4 separate regions of the Homo sapiens genome follow, and all the other regions are linked to region 2. Evidence: chromatin contacts called from ENCODE Hi-C or POLR2A ChIA-PET data. All regions are on one chromosome and are shown on one strand. Each heading gives the region's core, a stretch centred on a gene start or an enhancer-like site at or near the end of the contact. The rest is flanking DNA. Distances are from core to core; before and after follow the strand shown. Region 1 has its middle 92 kb from the start of UBL3. Region 2 holds the start of LINC00426 (long intergenic non-protein coding RNA 426). Region 3 has its middle 78 kb from the start of LINC01066. Region 4 overlaps UBL3 (ubiquitin like 3).

What was found. Hi-C counts contacts between places; a loop is a spot of excess contacts on that map. ChIA-PET counts read pairs that join two places held with the same protein, here RNA polymerase II (POLR2A). Pooled maps may share reads with other maps.
Region 1: a loop to region 2 is called in a map with no recorded cell type, with 19 times the contacts of the local background. The contact joins the enhancer-like site here to the promoter of LINC00426 in region 2. A Hi-C loop is called at or near these places in 5 of 37 single-sample maps with no recorded cell type and 4 of 50 pooled maps.
Region 3: a pooled map shows a loop between it and region 2 (17-fold over the local background). The contact joins the enhancer-like site here to the promoter of LINC00426 in region 2. A Hi-C loop is called at or near these places in 3 of 37 single-sample maps with no recorded cell type and 5 of 50 pooled maps.
Region 4: a loop to region 2 is called in a map with no recorded cell type, with 7 times the contacts of the local background. The contact joins the enhancer-like site here to the promoter of LINC00426 in region 2. A Hi-C loop is called at or near these places in 5 of 37 single-sample maps with no recorded cell type and 5 of 50 pooled maps. POLR2A ChIA-PET finds 5 or more read pairs at or near these places in 2 of 52 experiments (Panc1 and activated CD8-positive, alpha-beta memory T cell).

Annotation. Positions count from the first base shown.
Region 1 is chr13:29,757,181-29,760,100 of GRCh38, reverse strand. No RefSeq gene overlaps it. Among named protein-coding and RNA genes, the nearest start is that of UBL3, 92 kb to the left of the region's middle. RefSeq lists an enhancer at 981-1,030. Within about 2 kb of position 1,385, at least 5 of the 41 ENCODE cell types and tissues checked have a DNase peak (open chromatin) inside an H3K27ac peak, as active enhancers do.
Region 2 is chr13:30,372,408-30,375,346 of GRCh38, reverse strand. It overlaps LINC00426 (long intergenic non-protein coding RNA 426), which reads left to right and starts at 1,433. Exons shown (of 5, transcript NR_024464.2): 1 at 1,433-1,564.
Region 3 is chr13:31,073,300-31,076,183 of GRCh38, reverse strand. No RefSeq gene overlaps it. Among named protein-coding and RNA genes, the nearest start is that of LINC01066, 78 kb to the right of the region's middle. Within about 2 kb of position 1,308, at least 4 of the 41 ENCODE cell types and tissues checked have a DNase peak (open chromatin) inside an H3K27ac peak, as active enhancers do.
Region 4 is chr13:29,816,625-29,819,596 of GRCh38, reverse strand. All of the region lies in intron 1 of UBL3 (ubiquitin like 3), which reads left to right. Among named protein-coding and RNA genes, the nearest start is that of UBL3, 33 kb to the left of the region's middle. Within about 2 kb of position 1,461, at least 2 of the 41 ENCODE cell types and tissues checked have a DNase peak (open chromatin) inside an H3K27ac peak, as active enhancers do.

The DNA of each region.
Region 1 (2,920 bases), core at 136-2,635, 620 kb after region 2:
CATTTCTGGGCTCTCTATTCCATTCCATTGGTCTATGTGCCTGTTTTTATACCAGTACCATGCTGTTTTGGTTACTGTAGCCTTGCAGTATAGTTTAAAGTCAGGTGGCATGATGCCTCTGATGTCTCCAGCATTGTTCTTTTTGCTTAGGATTGCCTTGGATATTGGGGCTCTTTTTTGGTTCCATATGGGATTTAAAATAGTTTTTTTTCTGGTTCTGGGAAGAATGTCATTGGTAGTTTGATAGGAATACCATTGAATCTATACATTGGAGGAGCTGCTGACTTTGCTAATTGTGGGGCCCGATGCTCTGTACTTCTTGAGAAGTAGTCTGTTCATTGGCGCTTTTTCCAGTTCAAAGCATGATATACATAGAAGACAGTGTTAGGCATCAACATCTACTCCAAACCTTATGAAATAAGCTTACAAAAAGATGAGATAAAATATGAAGATGCTTCTGTGTATTCAGATCTCTGAAAAATAAGTATCTGCTATATAGTCACAAATTATTCTGATGAAGGGAAAAGAGGTATCTAAAGAGACCATTGTGGCTACAAGTCAGCTCTCCAATCTCATAATTTTAAAAGACACGAACAGAAAGTGGGAGTTTGGATATATAAATCAAGGATGAATATAAGTGCCAAACACCTCTGAGAATAATGTTGGAAAGGCCTGGGATGAGCTAGAGTTGACAGAAAAATAATAAAAACTACATATTTGTTATGGTCACACAAAAGACAGCAGGGATACATCCCATGGTTCTCAAGTGTGGCTGTACATTAGAATCACTTAGGGAGTTATAATTTTTTACTTTTCAATATCGATGCCTGGGCCTCATACCACCCACCTTAAATCTGAACACCTATGGCTTGGAGCAGATGCCCTAGAAGGGAGCACACTCTAAAGCTGGGAATAAGAACAGTTAATGTGGAACTGGAAACCAACCGAGGTGATGAAGACAGGAAGCAGGTGCCCAGCTACCTTGGTTCAAGTCACCAGACCCAGTTAAAGTTATATTTCCGAGTTCTAAAGGACCTCATGCACTCTGAGTAACCTGTTCCTCTCCCAGTTTCATTGTCAGAAGTGGAGGGCAAGCCCCAGGCACTCTGTCGCAACCTCACCATTATCATCTGCTCTGAGACCACAAGGAACCGCAGACAGCCACGTCACCTCTCAGCGTCCTCACTGGAGTCTCTCTGTGGGCCCAGGACATCCCCTTTTCTATTCCCATTTTCTGTCACACACCATCCCCCATTCCAGAAACCCTTCACTGGCCTCTGGAGGTCAGGCTCCATTGGAAACTTGCCATATGCCCTCGACCTCCTCTCTGAAAGTTACCTTCACTTTCTTGCTCTGACCCCTGACTCCCCTGAGGGCACTGCCTCCTTTGCCATCCTGGGAGTGTTCTGTATTTTAAGGCTGTCATTTATTGACTGTTTACTTAGTGACAAGCACTGTTCTGTGGTCGTGACGTAGGTCCATTTTACAGATGATAAAACAGGCCCAGAGAAGTCCCATTTATTCTTTGAACATTGAAGTTTCATTTTCTCACGCAAAGACTACTCTTAAAAATATGACATAATTTTTTTCTGTTTTTTAAAATTGATATTTTTCCATTGTAGGACTGTAATCTCATGATTACAGAAAAGTATGAGGTGAAAAAAAAATGAATCCCACTATCCAAAATCAGCTCTTAATATCTTGGTGAATTTCCACTAGTCCTCTTTATTAATATGTATACATTAAAATAAAAATAAAAGAGTACTATATACAGAGTTTGTATGTGATTTTCATCTTTACATATCACAAGCATATTCCCAGAATATTAAATCTTTGAAAACGCATTTGCTTATAGCTCTACAATACTCCATTTTATAGGCATGCCATTTTCATCTATTTAATGTTAAAACCAAGTGAAATAGCACTACAGCCCTGCCAGAAGGGCTAAAATGAAAAGGACTGACAATAGCAAGTGTCAGGATTCAGAGCAACTGAAATACTCAGATATTCTTAGGTGGAATGTAAGTTGAACAATCATTTCACAAAACTTTTGTAGTATCTACCGAAGCTAAAAGTATATTTATACCCTCTGATGTAACAATTATACCCCAGGATAAATATCCAGCATGAAGAATGCATCTGTCCATTGGAGACAAGCACAAGAGAGCCACTTCATTAAGAAACTACAAGCAACACAATGTCCATTAACAACAGAATGGGTTTTTAAATGGTGGTGTGTGTTCATACAATGAAATATCACAAAGCGACATAACACACTACTGCTACATGAAAAAACTTCAAGGAAAGAAGCTTCAAGGGAAGAAACTTGAAGGGAAAAAACTTCAAGGGAAGACGTAAAATAATATATACTGTATGAGCTCTAAATAAAGTTCATAAACAGGCAAAACTAGCCTATGATGATGAAGTCAGAAAAATGGCCACTTTTTGTGGGGGATGCTATTGACCAGGAGAGAGAATGAGAGGACCTCCTGGGGTGCTGAAAATATCCTGTATCTTGAAATGAATGGTGGTTCCGTGGGAGTATTAATACCCCCACATAAAAACTAATCAAACTTGTATTAGTCCATTCTTGCATAGCTATAAAGAAATACCTGAGCTAGGAGTGGTGGCTCATGCCTGTAATCCCAGCACTTTGGGAGGCTGAGGCGGGCGGATCGCCTGAGGTCAGGAGTTTGAGACTAGCCTGGCCAACATGGTGAAACCCCATCTCTACTAAAAATACAAAACTTAGCCTGGCATGGTGGCATGTGCCTGTAATCCTAGCTACTCAGGAAGCTGAGGCAGGAGAATCGCTTGAACCTGGGAGGTGGAGGTTGCCGTGAGCTGAGATCGCACCATTGCACTCCAGCCTGGGCAACAGAGTGAGACTCCATCTCAAAAAAAAATACAAAAAAACCTG
Region 2 (2,939 bases), core at 184-2,683:
AGCTAATGTAAGTGTTCTGAGCACGTTTAAGGGAGGCGAGGCTGAGCTCTGATATTCGATAGGTTAGGTGTATTCAAAGCATTTTAGACTTTCAATATTTTCAATTTACAATGGCTTTTATAGGGATGTCACTCCACCGTAGGTCGAGGAGAATATGTAGTCAAGTTGCCTGGTCATGAGCACATTTTAGGTCAAGGTGTGTTTTACGCAGCTTCTAGGGTTTGCTCCTTCCTTTTGAGTTTGAGCCTGGGGGTGTGGGTTGAGGATAAAGAGTAGGTGTGGGCCAGGAGTGGTGGCTCACATCTGTAATCCCAGCACTTTGGGAGGCCGAGGTGGGAGGATCTCCTGAGCCCAGGGGTTCGAGATCAGTCTGGGGAAGGGACGAGACCTTGTCTCTACAAAATTAAAATAAAAATAAATAAATTAGCCAGGCCTGGTGGTGCATGCCTGTAGTCCCAGCTACTCAGGAGACTGAAGCAGGAGGATCACTTGAGCCCAGGACTTTGAGGCTGCAGTGAGCTATGATCACGCCACTGCACTCCAGCATGAGCAATAGAGTGAGACCCTGTCTGTATTGAGAGAGAGAGAGAGAGAGAGAGAGAGAGAGAGAGAGAGAGAGAGAGACACACACAGAGAGACAGACAGAGAGAGAACAAAGAGCAGGTGTGATCGGAGCTCAGGAAATCCTCCCTCTGGTAAGTAGTCTCAGCCTTCTATTGAGGCTGCCACCACAGTGCCATCCACAGCTTTTGCAGACCATGACATACGCAAACTGTTGTAAAATTTTGGCAGTGCTCATAGTCTCAGAGCCAAGCTTTGAAACAGAGAGGCAGCAGGAGACAGTGGGAGGAGGGTGGGATTAGAGACAGAAGGTCTCCGGGTTTGAATCTTTTCTCTCTATTGGCTGGTTGTGTGACTCTTGTCTCAGCTTCTTGGGCTGTACAAAGAGAAAACTAACACCTGCCTTAGAGACTTGTGATGATTTAATGTAGAGTGTGTGACATGTTATTGGATATTAGCAATTGCTGATATTTATAATGAAGAGCACTGGAAGCTGTCACAGTTCTCATAGTTTATTTTGCATTTGCTCCTCAGCATCCTCTGCTCATCTCAGTGTCTGTGTGGTCTTAGTGGGATGCTGACTATATTAATACTTGTAAACTTTACTCATTTTCCATCTCAAATGGGACAAGGGATAAAAATTATTTTTTATATTGTATATTTATTTAGTAAGTGAGCACTTTCCATTTTAGGCACTGGAGACACAGAAATGAAAGAGACAACGTGCCCTCAAGGATCTCACAGTGTGTGGTGAGGTGGACACACACACACATATCTAAGCACATGACAGTGAGAGGCACGTGGTCACGAGGTTGTGACGTGGAGCTGAGAGCTCAGAGGAAGGGCTTTGGATCAAGTGTGGTCAGACCACACTCGGCCATGAAAGTCTTTGAAGGTGGGGAAGGGGTGAAGATGGTGAGGGGATTCCACGGCTGGGAGAGGTACACTCCCTACACGTTCTAACCAACTGGCCGTGGGGAGGAAGCTGGAGGTCAGGACACAGGTAGGGCCTGGGTTTTTGCCTCATGTGACTGGGTGGATGGTCACAATTCGGCCATGCTGTCTTTGAACTCAACACCACCAAAATCATAGGATATTCCTAGTAATGTTGATTTCCACTAGATTACTTTTGTTACCAGAGTTTTAAGGGCAGAAGTCTTTGTCCCTTTTTTTCTCTAACAGGAAGCCATTCTGGGCCATTTATTTGCCGTTAACTTACACAGCCCACTGGAGAGTGGAGGGGTGTGAATGTGGGAGCCTGGGTGAGGGCTGCACCGGACTGTCACCAGGACAGTCCTCAATGCTGCCTGACTTAGCCACATTGCCAAAAACATACACCCATAGGTTATGAAATATTCAATACTGTATTGTATGGGAGAAATACAAAGAGGAGAAAGAACTGGGTTGAAAAGGTGGTCTGGTCAGGTATCTCAACCCACTGGCTTATAGACCAGGAACCACTCTAGACAATGCATGTAAGGAACAGAAATGGGAAACAAAAACATTTAAATTGTATTTTTCTCTGATTGCAATAAACTTGGAGGAAAGCTATTTTCTTACTTTGAGCTTTTCTTCCAATTATGATGAATGCAGAGATTAATTACAAAGGACCCGGATAAACTAAAACTCATCTACAGCATTTTTTTTTTTTTTGAGATGGAATCTCGCTCTGTTGCCCCGGCTGGAGTGCAGTGGCGCGATCTCGGCTCACTGCAAGCTCCGCCTCCCGGGTTCACGCCATTCTCCTGCCTCAGCCTCCTGAGTAGCTGGGACAACAGGCACCTGCCACCACGCCCAGCTAATCTTTTTTGTATTTTTAGTAGAGACGGGGTTTCACCTTGTTAGCCAGGATGGTCTCCATCTCCTGACCTCGTGATCTGCCTGCCTTGACCTCCCAAAGTGCTGGGATTACAGGCGTGAGCCACCGCGCCCGGCCTCTACAGCATATTTTAAAAGGCAAAAAGGTATTTTAAAATTCATGTTGGAAGACGTGGGCTCTAGCTGGGGCTGAGACAGATGATTCAACTATATTTTTTATTTTACTGCGCACTGAGGGTTGAAGCTGAAGAGCATGCATGCTTACCATTGTGTGTGCACATGTGTGTATGTGTGTCTTACACCAAAGACTGAAATCTCAAAAAAGCCCCAGGGAGCAGGTGTAACTATTATGCTACAAATGAACAGGTGTATTGTGGATCGCTGTTATATAGTTCTTTTCTTCAAACATACCTTCCTGATATAACGTTTTCTTCCTGAAAGCAAACAGTTTCTACTATTGGATTCTTGAGTGTATCATTAAGCTTCTCCAAACACAAATAACATCTACTATGCTTTAAAAGTAATGGCCCACACAGCTACTTATTTGTGTGACTGTTTAT
Region 3 (2,884 bases), core at 59-2,558, 700 kb before region 2:
ATGTTACTACAAGTTACCAGTCCAAATATTTTTCAGGAATCATGGAGAAGAATTTTCTGTTTAGGAAGTTTCAGTCAGGTGTAGTGGCTCACACTTATAATCCCAGCACTTTGGGAGGCTGGGCAGGAGGATAGCTTGAGCCCAAGAGTTCAAAACCAGCCTGGGCAACATCATAGCAAGACCGTGTCCCTACAAAAAATGAAACAAATTAGCTGGGTGTGGTTGTTCATGCCTGCAGTCCCAGCCACTTGGAAGACTGAGTTAGGAGGATCACTTGAGCCCAGAAGTTTGAGGCTGCAATGAGCTATGATCATGCCACTGCACTCTAGTCTGGGCAACAGAGCAAGATCCTCTCTCTAAATTTTTTTAAAATAAATAAATAGAAAAGTTCAACCAGAGTGAATGTATGCTTAATCTGGAAGGATGAGTGCAGCTCCATCCAGTAGACCCTTGTCAAATAGAACTCTAACACAGATCTGCTTAATTTTCAAGATTAGTGGGAAGTCTCTATTTTTGTTAGAAAGTTCCAGAACTTTAAATATTACCCGGTTTCAAAACATGTTTTAAGGCTGGGCGCGGTGGGTCACGCCTGTAATCCCAGCACTTTGGGAGGCTGAGACAGGTGGATCACGAGGTCAGGAGATCGAGACCATCCCAGCTAACACGGTGAAACCCCGTCTCTACTAAAAATACAAAAAATTAGCTGGGCATGGTGGCAGGCACCTGTAATCCCAGCTGCTCGGGAGGCTGAGGCAGGAGAATGGCGTGAACCCAGGAGGCGGAACTTGCAGTGAGCCGAGATCATGCCACTGCACTCCAGCCTGGGTGACAGAGCGAGACTCCGTCTCAAAAAAAACAAAACAAAACATGTTTTAAATACTGTGCTTATCCATGGCTGCCTTAGCTCATGCTGCCTCTTGGGACCCTGGGTTTAGGGGCATGTCACTATACTGTAGTTCAAGGATGTGTCCAGGAAGGGGAAAGGGTGCTCTCTTAGTCTGTTTGTGTTGCTACAAAGGAAGAACTGAGGTTGTATAATTTATTAATAAAAGGGGCTTATTTAGCTCCTAGTTCTGCAGGTTGTATGTGAAGCATGGCATCAGCATCTGCTCCTGGTGAGGACCTCAAGCAGCCTCCACTCTTGGCAGAAGGCAAAGGGGAATCAGTGTGTGCAGAGATCACATGGCAAGAGAGGAAGCAAGAGAGAGGAGGCAGTGCCAGGTTCTCTTGTATAATCACATCTCACAGGAACTAATTGAGTGAGAACTCACTCTTTACTGTGAAGATGGCATCACAGCCACTCATGAGGGCTCCTCCTCCATGCCCCAAACACCTTCCATTGGGCTTTACCTCAACATTGGGGATCAAATTTCAACATGAGATTTGGAGGGGACAGTTGTCCAAACTGAAGCAGGATATCTCATCTTTCTACTTCTCCTGAGCTCTCTGACTGGCCCAAAGACCTGACCTCAAGAAGGGCTGCTCTTTCTTCCATGAGTTCTGATAGAGAGCGTCAAGTCATTTCCCAATGACTCACGTGTGTGATTTCCACATAATTTGGGGCTGCAATCTGAGTCTTGGACCACCCCTGGCCAGTCTATTGACAGTGACCGGAGGTAACAACTATGCTGTCTGTGGCATCTTTCCACAGTGGTGAATGGCTAGTTGGGTAGGGTGACTGGCTGGTCACTCTGGCCCTGTCCTTCCCTTTCTCCTTCAACAAACAGTAGGAAGGTAAACAGCCTTTAACTTGCAGCTCTTCATTTGCCAGGCAGTGGGGAGGGAGGATAAGTGGTGAGTGTAATTGCTTAAGACAGCAGAGTCAGCCTGAGACTCCGGGTGAGCACTTAAAGTGTCAAAGCAATGCAATAAACCTTCCTCAAACAGCAGTTTGACACAGTCACCCTTCTTGTTATGAGCAGAGATCTGAAACTTCTAAGCAGGTGTGTCACTTTATTTTTATTTTCTTAAAGGAAGGAGAGAGCAGCTAGTTCATTTGCATGATTTCTAGCAGTTCTTTTCTGAAACAGCCAGACAGAGACACATGGTTAAATGGTTGTCATGGAAACCAGAGAGCATAGCTCTCCTCCAAGGTCTAAAGGAAGGATGATGAAAAGTTTAAGTAATCACCATGGAAACCTAGAGCAGATTCAAGGCGAGTCAGATCCCCAGCACAGTAACCAGCAGGTAAGTCTTCAGAAACTGGGGCCCTGGTGGAAGGGTGATGCTGACTGTCCACTGTGGCTTATAGCATCAGGGCCAGCCCAGATGCCACCTCCACAGTCATAGGCCCAGAGCTCCCCACAGGGTTGGCAGTGAGATGAGTGTGTTCCCTCAAAGCTCAGACTTTCACTTTTCATGATTCGAGGTGGATCTTGGAGACTCTCTTGCCTGCCCTTCCCTGTCTCTTACCTCTTTGCATCCACAGTATGATGGGAACCCACGGATCTGTTGTCACAAAACAGAACCCTGTTCAGATTTGCAGGTAGGAAGACACTCAAGGCCCAGCCCTGGTTTATCTATGGACTTGACCAAGACACATCCCCTTTCATGTTCATTAATAACAAAAATGAAGCCAGAGATTCTGGCATTAAATAAACAAAAGCACTTGAAAGCACTTCCTGACTGCAGAGCTCTCTATGCAATTGTTGGTTTCTTCTATCACCATTTCCCCTCCTCGCCTGAGGTAAACCTATTTGGGAATAGGTGGCTGACCTTAAGCCAAGTTTTAAAGTCTAGGAGGTGCTGTGGAAGGGCTGTCACCTGAAGTGGGGACAGGAACTCTCCAAAGGGAGCCATGGGAATGGGGTGAGTCACCCCTCTTGCTCCTGACAGGGTTATGACCCTCCAGTAACCAATTAGGGGTGGGATTCTGATGCCATGG
Region 4 (2,972 bases), core at 212-2,711, 560 kb after region 2:
TAAGTAAGCAGTAATTATATAGGTTCTATTACAGAAAGTATAACTGCTTTATTGTATTAAATCTTCTAGTCCTGTGATTGGTAGGTTAATTTTTTTCCAGCTTTGTAGAAGTACCATTGTAACAATCTCCTTAGTTTATGGACTTGGCCAAATGTTGTATTCACAGGTAACTGTTTCTTTTGAACTCTGAGCATCTTTCTTTATCCCAGGATTTCTGATATGGATAGCCTTGATGTGGTTAAGGGTAAATGCAACAAAATCACCTTACTTGGCCTTTGCCTTTCGTTTTACGCTTCATAGTTCTCCTTTTCTGTCCCAAAGCTAAACATGGGGTTTAACTCTCTCAGATTATATTTAGAGAGTCACTTAGGTGGGATTTTCTAAGCACTTTTATTTTAACTTTCATGAAAAATTTCAAACATACAGAAGTAGAGAGAATATTATAATAAAACTTCCATGTATCCATATCTCAGCTTCAACAGTTGTCACCTCATAGACAGTAATGTTTTATCTGTATTTGTACTTGCTCTACTTGCTCCTTCTAAATTATTTTGAATCAAATTCCACATCTTTCATAAATATTCCCAGATATGTAATATATAGTGATTATTTTTAAAACAACCATAATACTCTTATCACACCTTAAAAATTAGCAGCAATTACCTAATATTATCAAACACACAGATATAAAGCATGTAAAGATGCTGCTATCTTTTAGCAATTGAAAAATTAACATTTCAGAATGTGATTAGTGTTAAAGTGGTTTTTGTCTTGTGAACATTGTGAAGGGGAGAACGCATGGGAAAGGTCTTTTTAAATTCTGTCTGAGACAGTATTCTTAGAGTTCTGGGTTTTTTAGTCTTAAACTAAAATGAATTAAGTCTCAATTTGCTATCAAAATATACAAGCTGTTATACATTGGCCACTAAGGTGAAGTGCAAGCACACTTGTGATAGGCGTATTATGTGAAGTCAGAACTTTAAAAATAAGGAAACAAACACTTTTTTGAAAGGCTGGAAAAACTTCCTTAACATTTAAAAATAGTTCTTAAACAGAGAAAAATTTGTCAGGTGATTGATTGGCCTTAATTTGAGAAATTATTAGTTTTCATCTTCCTTTTTTATTGGAAGGAAAAGGAAGAAAATAGTTATTTGTGTACTTCTGATCAAGTGACCTAAACAGTTTTCTTTTTCCTTTGCTCTGTAAAAGATTAGTAGTCGTTTAAATAATTGATGTTAAGTGTCTCTGAATTCCTGTGTTTTGAAGGCTTTGCACATATTAACTTTCTCTTCCTGACTGAAAAGGATGTGTGTGATAGTATCTTTTTACTTAGTTAGTCTAAATTTAGATTTCTTGATCATGAATTAGAAAGCCTGTGAGTATATGTGAATGTTAGAGTATGACTGTTTTCTTATTTTTAGCTACTTTTGCTGCTGAACTTCCTTTTTTCACTGCTTGGTGCAGTTAAGGGTAAATGCAGAGCTGATTCTGGTGTAATGCAGCTTCTAGGACAGAACATTTGCATATAATATGTTCTATACCAGGAATTTGAAATGGGGACTAAATGCAATTTGTGAATGAAGCACCTTAATTTGCTAAACTAGGAGCTATGTCAGATTTTAAAAAATAAAGTTTTGCTGTCAGTTCAGGCTAGTATAAGTTATTTTCTGTAACTCAAATGATAAAAGCAAAAGTTTAAAACATTCTCTGGATCAAATCTAATTTTGAATTCCTGGCTTACAGAGAAAGCACTTGTTTATGTCTGGTTGCCATTTACCCAGCTCCCTGCTCTCCCATCTGTCAGAATGCTGACCCAGTTTGGGATTAGAATAGGGATTTACCACACGCACAAGTTTATACATGCATGCACACATGTACATGTGAATTTGTACGTATTTCACTTAACAAATTGGATTTTAGCATTGATCTTCTGCTAAATGGAATTTTAAAAAAATTATCTATGATTACTTTGCTTTTAGAGTTGGATTACAGATTACATTGAAAAAAATAGAAAACCTCCAGAAACGCTTTCCTTTCTAATACATTTCAGCTATTTTGCCTCTGGTCTCTTTCCTGTTCCTCCCCTGACCCATTCTTATTTCCATCACCTCAGCCGGCTTTATCATCATAACCCTGTACCCCTCCCCTACCAAGTAGAGCAGGGACTAAGCAGTGATTAAAACATTGGAGCAAACCTGAATGGCTTAATTCATTTAAAAAATTCGAAGGTTCTGCTGCCCATTTATCCATCAGATAAGAGGCAAAACAAACAGAAAAACTTAGCTTTAGTTATTACAGTTTATGTTTTCATCTTACGCGTGTTGCATACCAAGCTATGGTAACTGTAGACTTCCCCAAATGACATTCAGATTCTAAACTAGAAAATGCTTTTATTTATTTACTCCAGAATAAATAAAATGTCGCAGACAAGAAGGTAATGTATTTTCCTCCTAAAGTGACTTTAAAGATTGAGGTGGTTTAGTATTTAGCACTGAAACTTGGAATCAAACAGTTCTCAGTACAAAATGTCCAGGAATAATGAGGAAACGGCATGGCAGCACTGCCATGGTTTTTGTCTTTGGGGGATTGTTGTATGCAGGCAGGATAACTTTTGCGTCTCACATCTTGAATCCAGAGGTGATAGATAACCCTAATTTACCTAGCAGTTAGGTATAGCAGCAGTCTGCTACCTAGAGTTTATCCAAGAACAAGGAAATAGCAAATGTCTCCAAGCAATAAAAATATTACACAGATTCTTGTAACCAAATTTATAAACTTTACTCCTAGAAGATTTTCAGAGTTCAACATTGTTCCTTTTTTTTTTTTTTTTTTTTTTTTTTTTGAGACAGGGTCTTGCTCAGTCACCCAGCCTGGAGTACAGTGGCACAAACACAGTTTACTGCAACCATGAACTCATGGGCTCAAACAATCCTCCCACCTCAGCCTCCTGAGTAGTTGGGACCACAGGCATG